3 separate regions of the Homo sapiens genome follow, and regions 1 and 2 are each linked to region 3. Evidence: chromatin contacts called from ENCODE Hi-C or POLR2A ChIA-PET data. All regions are on one chromosome and are shown on one strand. Each heading gives the region's core, a stretch centred on a gene start or an enhancer-like site at or near the end of the contact. The rest is flanking DNA. Distances are from core to core; before and after follow the strand shown.

What was found. Hi-C counts contacts between places; a loop is a spot of excess contacts on that map. ChIA-PET counts read pairs that join two places held with the same protein, here RNA polymerase II (POLR2A). Pooled maps may share reads with other maps.
Region 1: a map of Panc1 shows a loop between it and region 3 (2.1-fold over the local background). The contact joins two enhancer-like sites. A Hi-C loop is called at or near these places in 4 of 168 maps with a recorded cell type or tissue (Caco-2, Calu3, PC-3 and 1 more) and 10 of 50 pooled maps.
Region 2: a map of PC-9 shows a loop between it and region 3 (14-fold over the local background). The contact joins two enhancer-like sites. A Hi-C loop is called at or near these places in 18 of 168 maps with a recorded cell type or tissue (CD4-positive, alpha-beta T cell, CD4-positive, alpha-beta memory T cell, CD8-positive, alpha-beta T cell and 12 more), 25 of 37 single-sample maps with no recorded cell type and 24 of 50 pooled maps. POLR2A ChIA-PET finds 5 or more read pairs at or near these places in 8 of 52 experiments (MCF 10A, OCI-LY7, Panc1 and 5 more).

What each region holds. Positions count from the first base shown.
Region 1 is chr15:60,069,776-60,072,475 of GRCh38, forward strand. No RefSeq gene overlaps it. Among named protein-coding and RNA genes, the nearest start is that of FOXB1, 67 kb to the left of the region's middle. Within about 2 kb of position 1,281, at least 4 of the 41 ENCODE cell types and tissues checked have a DNase peak (open chromatin) inside an H3K27ac peak, as active enhancers do.
Region 2 is chr15:60,126,361-60,129,060 of GRCh38, forward strand. No RefSeq gene overlaps it. Among named protein-coding and RNA genes, the nearest start is that of FOXB1, 120 kb to the left of the region's middle. RefSeq lists enhancers at 1,519-1,708, 2,272-2,700. Within about 2 kb of position 1,276, at least 30 of the 41 ENCODE cell types and tissues checked have a DNase peak (open chromatin) inside an H3K27ac peak, as active enhancers do; they include PC-9 and mammary epithelial cell, where a contact is called at or near this core.
Region 3 is chr15:59,918,594-59,921,293 of GRCh38, forward strand. No RefSeq gene overlaps it. Among named protein-coding and RNA genes, the nearest start is that of FOXB1, 84 kb to the right of the region's middle. RefSeq lists enhancers at 1,033-1,082, 1,143-1,252. Within about 2 kb of position 1,263, at least 2 of the 41 ENCODE cell types and tissues checked have a DNase peak (open chromatin) inside an H3K27ac peak, as active enhancers do; they include PC-9 and mammary epithelial cell, where a contact is called at or near this core.

The DNA of each region.
Region 1 (2,700 bases), core at 31-2,530, 150 kb after region 3:
TAATTGTACATCAAAATGAACTCACTACAGAGTCATTTAAAGCATAAAAATATAGAACTGTTAAGAATTCAACTTATTGGCCGGGCGCAGTGGCTCACGCCTGTAATCCCAGCACTTTGGGAGGCCGAGGCGGGTGGATCACGACGTCAGGAGATTGAGACTATCTTGGCTAACATGGTGAAACACCGTTTCTAATAAAAAATACAAAAAATTAGCCAGGCGTGGTGGTGGGTTCCTGTAGTCCCAGCTACTCGGGAGGCTGAGGCAAGAGAATGGCATGAACCTGGGAGGTGGAGCTTGCAGTGAGCTGAGATTGTGCCACTGCACTCTAGCCTGGGTGACAGAGCGAGATTCGGTCTCAAAAAAAAAAAAAAAAGAATTCAACTTATTAACCTAAGAAATAAGAAGAGCGGAAAAGGGGAAAAACAAATAATTATTGAAGTACCTACAACAATCCAATGAAATAGTTATTCTCATTTTCAGTTGAAGAAATTGAGTTTGAGAGAAATTAAGTAATATATTTCCTAGACCCCAAACTTCTTAAAGGCAAGAGCAATAATCTTATTTATTTGTCTATCAGCCAGCTCCACATCTTCACACAGCAATTGCTCCATAAATGTTTCATGATAGAGTAAACTGGCAGAACTACGGCTTGGACATGGATCGATGTGACTCCAAATCCCAGGTTCTTGCTGGTCATGCTGCTTCTACAGCTACAGCAGCGAGAAAACACTGTTGAAATTCAGCTACAGAGGCCAGGTGTGGTGGCTCACGCCTATAATCCCAGCAGTTTGGGAGGCCAAGGCGGGCAGAGCACTTGAGGTCAGGAGCTTGAGACCAGCCTGGCCAATATGGCGAAACCCCGTCTCTACTAAATATACAAAAATTAGCTGGGCGTGTTGGTGGGCGCCTGTAATCCCAGCTACTCAGGAGGCTGAGGCACGAGAATCACTTGAACCTGGGAGCTGGAGGTTGCAGTGAGCAGAGACTGAGCCACTGCACTCCAGCCTGGGCGACAGAGTGAGACTTGGTCTCAAAAAAAAAAAAAAAAAAAAAAAACCAGAAAGAAGTTCAGCTACACTACAAATAAATCAAAAAACAGCTTTCTGATTTTCTCAATTAGACTTCATAAACATTTATTGAGCATCACTGTGTGCTTAGTGTCGTGCCACACATCATGGGAGGCACACAAAATGTGGAAGGCATGGTGTTTACGTTGGAAGACTTTCCATGCTAGCTGATGAAAAAATTCCTGATGATTTATAGATGAGTCAGAGAAGCACTTAAAGGAAATGTACAAGCACATGTAAGGCGGCCAAACTACACAAAGGAATGTTGAGCTAAATAAAAGAAAGAAACAAACTCTTGTGGGGCTAAGTATGGAACAAGTGGAGTCTTGAACCTGGACCTCTTGGGAAGGGTGGGAAGGACAGAGGGCACTGCAGCTGGAAAAGTGTTTGAGTGATGGTGGGTGAGTGGGAGGGGGAAGCTCTGGTCTGCTGAGGTCAGATTCTTACTTCAGGGCAACAATTTTGAATCAGAAAGGGAGAACCGAAGGTTTGTTGCCGGGGGCCTTGAAGCAGCTTGAGGCAGTTGGGATCAACCTGACAAGTTCTCGTATATTGTCAAAGGAGCTTGCAGGCATAGTTGCAGAAGATGGCTGTGGGAGTATCACGCCAAATAGAAATCCAGAAAACGGTAGAGCCAAGAAAACACAAAGTTTGGGATGACAGCATAGGGAAAATTGATCCATGACAAATTTCTTCAGAGAACTTTGGTGACTGCCACTCATATAGGTTGGTCTTTCATATATATATATATTTATATATATATGTGTGTGTATGTGTTTATGTGTTTTTTTTTGTTTTTGTTTTTGTTTTTTTTTTTTAGTACACGGTCTCACTCTGTCACCCAGGCTGGAGTGCAGTGGCGCAATTCAGCTGCTATGGCTCACTGCAGCCTGAACCTTTTGGATTCAGGTGATCCTCATACCTCAGCTTCCTGAGTAGCTGGGACTACAGGCATTTGCCACCATCCCTGGCTAACTTTTGTATTTTTTGTAGAGGTAGGGTTTTGCCACATTGTCCAGGCTGGTCACAAACTCCTGGGCTCAAGCAATCCACCCACCTCTGCCTCCCAAAGTGCTAGGGTAACAGATGTGAGCTGCCAACCCCAGCATCTTTTAGATATTTTATATTGACTTACAAATGTTTTGGTAACATGAAGACAGTATCATACCTTGTTAGGTCAGAAACATAAGGGAAAACAGCTTTCCAAGCAATTCAGTCCATTTCCTCTGCCTTTTGCAGTTCTTGGGAGTATTACATGCATAGCTAGTTCATATTCTCATAATTATAGAATGTTAGAAATAGAAGAGATCTCAGAAACCATCAGTCCAATCCCCATATTTAGAAAATAAGACAACCTTAACCCAGAAAGGTTTTGTGCCCCTCCAAGATCACACAGCTAGTTAGCAGCCACTACATTTTATTCCCCGGGCCAGGGTAACAATTGCTCAGTATTGTTCCATAATCTGAGTTCAGTTTAGTAAATAACATTGGCCCTTAAACAGACATATGGAGCACTGCACCATAACTCTGTTGTCACAAACTTTCTTCCTCTCCTAATGTTTGATCTCCATTTTCCCTTTTTATTAAAATTTAGAGGTTGAGGATTACATCTTATTCATTCCTGCACATC
Region 2 (2,700 bases), core at 26-2,525, 210 kb after region 3:
CACACCTCCAAATTTGCTCACAGAAGGGGAAGCATCTGCTGTGTGGTTGCAGCCATCGCACCCAACCTGCTTAGTGCAGGGTACTCCCTAAATTGTAAGATGTGATCACACATTTGAACATGAGAAAGCATTAAGGGGTTATTGGTTTACAGTTGCATGTGCTTAAGGAACTAAGTTGTACATGAAAAACACAAAAACGAAAGCAGGGAGTAGATTGTAGAATGAGCCCTGTGTGTGAAATTGGCAGACCTGTCAGTCCCAGGTTTGCCTCCAGCTGGCTACCCATTATTAACACAGGACCTAGCCTTCTAGGGCTGTGTGACCTCATCTATTGAATGTCTGTCTGTCTGTCTGTCTGTCTATCTATCTATCTATCTATCTATCTATCTATCCACCTACCTACCTATCAATCTATCTATCTATCTGTCTATCTATCTATCTATCTATCTATCTATCTATCCATCTGTCCGTCTGTCGGTCCATCCATCCATCCATCCGTCCATCCATCCGTCCGTCTATCCATCCATCCATCCATCCATCCATCCATCCATCCAGCCATCCTCTCATTCCATGAATAGTTTTTTTTGAGTGCCCAGTATGTGCCAAGTACTACACTAGGCAGTAGGCAGGCATGTCTGCCTCCAGAAGATGACAGATTTCCTAAAGCAGTGTACATTACTTCTGGATTATCTTTGTCAGGCTCCACTTCCCCTTTACCTTTTTTTTTTTTTTTTTTTGCACAAGTAATTGTGAGTAACTATAGGCACTTTTGAGAAGGGTGGCTTTCAGCTAAACCTAAAAGAAACTTCTGGGTAAATATAAATGATCAGCATAAAAACAACATAGTCGTTCTCTTGGGATTTTAAAACTGACATGGTGACAAATTGTTGATGGAGGATGGACAGCTTCCAGGGCAGAGAAAGTGAACTGGTGGCCCTGGCCAGGCCAGCCCAGCCCACAGCTGTGCTCAGTTAGGCTTGCCTGGTGTACCCACACAGCTGTTTTTCTCCTAACAGAGATTTGTTTCTCTAGACCACCGACTTTATCAAAAGTGGGAAAATCAGAATAGGATTAAGAACAAGAGATCTTTTCCAAAAAATTGTATTGACCATGCAGTGGGCTCTACCCTTTTTTGTTTTCTGTGTTTGTGTGTGTGTGTGTGTGTGTGTGTGTGTGTGTGTGTGTGTGCGCGCGCGCGCGCGCACGTTTGTTTTTGTATACCCCATCTGACCACAACAGCTGTTGGGTTTGTGGCACTTCACTCCAGACTAAAAGATAAGTTTGTCTGTACCTGGCCTCTCAAAAACGTCATTTGGAAAGTTGTTTCCTAATATGAGGGGTTGGGGGAAGGGAGCAGCGGAAGACGAGGAGAGGGTGCCCCCTTTCTGTAACTTCCCAGCTACAGCAGAGACAGACAAATCTCACACTGTAAGCCGAGACAGGCTGGGGATTATCTGGCTCACTCCTGATTTAATACATGAAGAAATGAAGCCTCAGAGAAGCCCAGAGCTTGCCCTAAGCCAGACAGCTGAACCGAAACAGGACCAACCCGCTCTCCTGACTCTGCCCTATGGTTTTTTCCCTCTCCTTTAAGATGCCTCAACCTCGAGTGAAAGTGAAACTGCAACTTCTATTAAATCATGCTTTTTAATCATCTCTGAGCACCACGACTTTTTACACGGTTTCCCCTCCTAGGTAATTATCTAAGTGAAATCTTTCATTCTGTCCTGGCATGAGGAGCCCAGAAAAATGAGCCCCCAAGAGTTGGCTCACTGGCAGCATGCCCTGCAAAGCTTCTCTGGTTTGCTAAGAAGCACTTCAGAGCCCCAAACTCATCTTTCTCATGTCACAAAAGAGTGACTGCTCCTGCAGGAATGTCACAAGTACAAAACAAAGGAACTCGGGATCATCAGTAGAGTTCAGTGTTAAGAACATGAACTTGGAACCAAACTGGAGTTGGGAAAAACTTTTCTTTGGCCCGGTTTCCTCTTCTTAACACCAAATAAACGATAGTACCTATTTCATACTGTTGTTGTTAAGTGAGATAATAAATAAGAAAATGCCCAAGGTAAGTGCCAAAAAGATGTCAGTTACTATAGTTATAAATAGGTAAACAAATGTATTATTCACTTGGACTGCTCTTAGTTCTTTTTGTTTTGGAAAGACCAGAGAATCATAATTCCCTTTCACAAGTTGTTTAGATATTGAAGTCCTAACAGAAATTTTGGATAAAGATTATTAAGAAAGCAGAAAATTTCCCAACACAAATCTTTTTTCTTTTCTTTTTTAAAATCTTACAGACAGCTTCAAGTAAAGTTCAATCCTAGTTAGTCACCTCTGAGGGGCTGTTACTCTGCTCTCCCTGTAGCATGTCATACTGGATGTGCTTATCAATGTTGCATTCTTTTTCTGCTTTCATCAGCCAACGTGGGGCACTGTGTGAAAAATGTAGCAATCACCTCTGTCCCCAACAGGTATACTAATTGTATCATTTCCATAACAAACTCATCCTTCACCCGCGTGAGTCCTTGGAATTTGTGGATAGTCCCTTCCATAGCCAGCTCTCCTCTCTGAGGGGTCTTTGTCTGGAAGGTTAAAGCCTAATGGTCCCAGAATATTGAGGGGGTGCCCAGGATAGGGGAGGACCGGATGACTTTGGAAGCATTTCGTGGTAGAACCAGGAAGTACAACCACCTAATT
Region 3 (2,700 bases), core at 13-2,512:
ACTACACTCACAAATAAAAAACATTCTTTCCAATCCTCTCCTGTAGGACTCAGGGAGAATAATTAGAACAATAGAGATAATACTCTCTGAAATTAAGCCAATTTCAGCTCTCTCCAAAGGTTTTCATTAAATGCAGGGGAAAGCCAGAGATATGAGCTGGAATCTTTTCCTAGCCACTTGCTGGCTGTGTAATGTGGGATCATTTGGCTGATCTTCCCAAATCTCTGTTTCCTTATTTGTAAAATGGGAGTATTTGAAAACTCCAGGAGTCATTGGGAAGATCAAATTCTATTATGCACCTGCAAGCTACAAAGCTGTTGTACACCTCATAACTGAGCGCCTTCTTTTCCTTTTCCTTCTTTTTTTGTAATTTATGTATTTATTTTAATTTTTTTAAAGTAGAAATGGGGTCTTACTACATTACCCAGACTGGTTTTGAAATCCTGGGCTCAAGCGATCCTCCCGCCTCAGCCTCCCAAAGTGTTGGGATTACAGGCGTGAGCCACAGCACCCAGCTTTCTTTTTCCTTTTATCTTAATTGTGCTTTGGTTAGTTTTTGAGACTGAGACATTTGACAGGACTTTGAGATGGGCCGCATGGCAGAGGAAGACCAGGAACTGAGACTCTAGCGTGGCTCCACCTCTCACTGCATTGTCTCGGGAAAGCAACCTTCATTTCTGCATCTCAGTTTCCTTTTATCTGAGAGATGTGGATCTTGACCAAATAATCATCAATGTCTCCTCTCAATCTATGATTTAGGGTTTAACCTTTAAATTCGGCAGCACCCTTTCATGAATGGTCTGAGCCAATGACGAGACAGCAGCATTTCTCTTTTGGTATTGCCAGATTAGAGGTCTCGCTGGTGGCTTTTGACTCATACCTGTTTTCTTTCCTGCTTTGCTCTATGCTTTCCACAGCGGTGATCTCATTCAATTCTCACAAGAACCTCATGAGTCAGAAAAGGCAGATATGACTGTCTGCATTTTACAGATGATGAAAATGAAGCCTTGGGAGGGTGATAAATCTGCCCAGATCACCCAAGTAGTTGGAAAAGTCAGTTCTCCAGAGGTTGAAAGGGCCTCGACTCTCCAGGGACTGGGGAAACCCACAGAGAGAAACCCACTCCCCTGCATCCAGCCTTGTCTGAGCTCCCATCCTCTCTTGTAACAGCCTCATAACCAGTCTTCCTCCTCATGCCCTTCCCCTACCACACAGTTGCTTCTCAACACAGCAGCCAGAGTGGAGTTTTAAAAATGTAAGTCAGGGCTGGGCACAGTGGCTCATGCCTATAATCCCAGCACTCTGGGAGGCTGAGGTGGGTGAATCACCTGAGGTGTAGAAAGAGAGAGAAAGAAGAGAGAGAGAGAGAAGGAGGAGGTGTCACACACTTTTAAACAGCCAGATCTCATGACAGATCACTCATTATCTCGAGGACAGCACAAAGACATTTGTGGGGGGCTGCCTCCCCATGACCCAAACACTTCCCACTAAGCCCCACCTCCAACACTGGGGATTACATTTCAACATGAGATTTGGAGGGGACAAATATCCAAGCCATATCACTCCTCCTCTGCCCTCACTAATTGTATATAGTTAATTGGCCTACATGTCTTTCTTCCCTGATAAAGTGTGACTGCTAAAGTCACACTTGCAGTTCTGAGCGAACCAGGATGATGGTTCACCCCCACTGTGAGCTCCATAAGAGATCCTGTCTCACTTTTCTTTGTCTTTCCAGAGTCTAGGTGAGACCTGGAGCACCAAAGTGTTAGTTAAATAAAAAATGTACACATGCGTACTCCAGCTTTTAGAGGCTGGACTGTGTTCACTTTGAACTACTTTAAAATGAGCTCTAGGCTGGGTGCAGTGGCTCATGCCAGTAATCCCAGCATTTTGAGAGGCCGAGGCAGGCGGATCACTTGAGGTCATGAGTTGGAGACCAGCCTGGCCAACATGGAAAAACCCTGTTTCTAGGAAAAATAAAAATAAAATAAAGTAAAATAAGCTCTACACATCTTGGAAGAAAGTGAGAAATATCACTATGAATAAATCCTATTAGAAACAGGTCTTTTTATGCACCCTGGCAGGCTGGTTGGCCCGTTCAGACACACCTTGAAATGTGCAAATCGAATACACAGGGTGGCCCTCAGCCTGTAGTATCTTGCTGCTCAAAGCATGGTCCATGCACTAGCACCAGTGGTATTGCCTCAGAGCTTGCTAGAAATGCAGAATCTCAGGCCTTACCATAAAACTGCTGAATCGGAATCTACATTTTAAGAAGATCCCAGCTCATTCATATACATAGTAAATGTCAAGAATCGCTGCTTTAGGGCCCGTTAGAAATACCTGTGGATCCACATCTACTTTGCCAGCCTTACCCTTGCAAATGTTGCTTTGAAAGATTGCCAGGTAGTGCTCAGGCATCTGATTTGGAAAAAAAAAAAAAATGTTTATTCGCCAGGCGCGGTGGCTCACGCCTGTAATCCCAGCACTTTGGGAGGCCGAGGCAGGCGGATCACGAGGTCAGGAGATTGAGACCATCCTGGCTAACAGGGTGAAACCCCGTCTCTACTAAAAATACAAAAAATTAGCTGGGCGAGGTGGCGGGCGCCTGTAGTCCCAGCTACTTGGGAGGCTGAGGCAGGAGAATGGCGTGAACCCAGGGGGCGAAGCCTGCAGTGAGCAGAGATCATGCCACTGCAC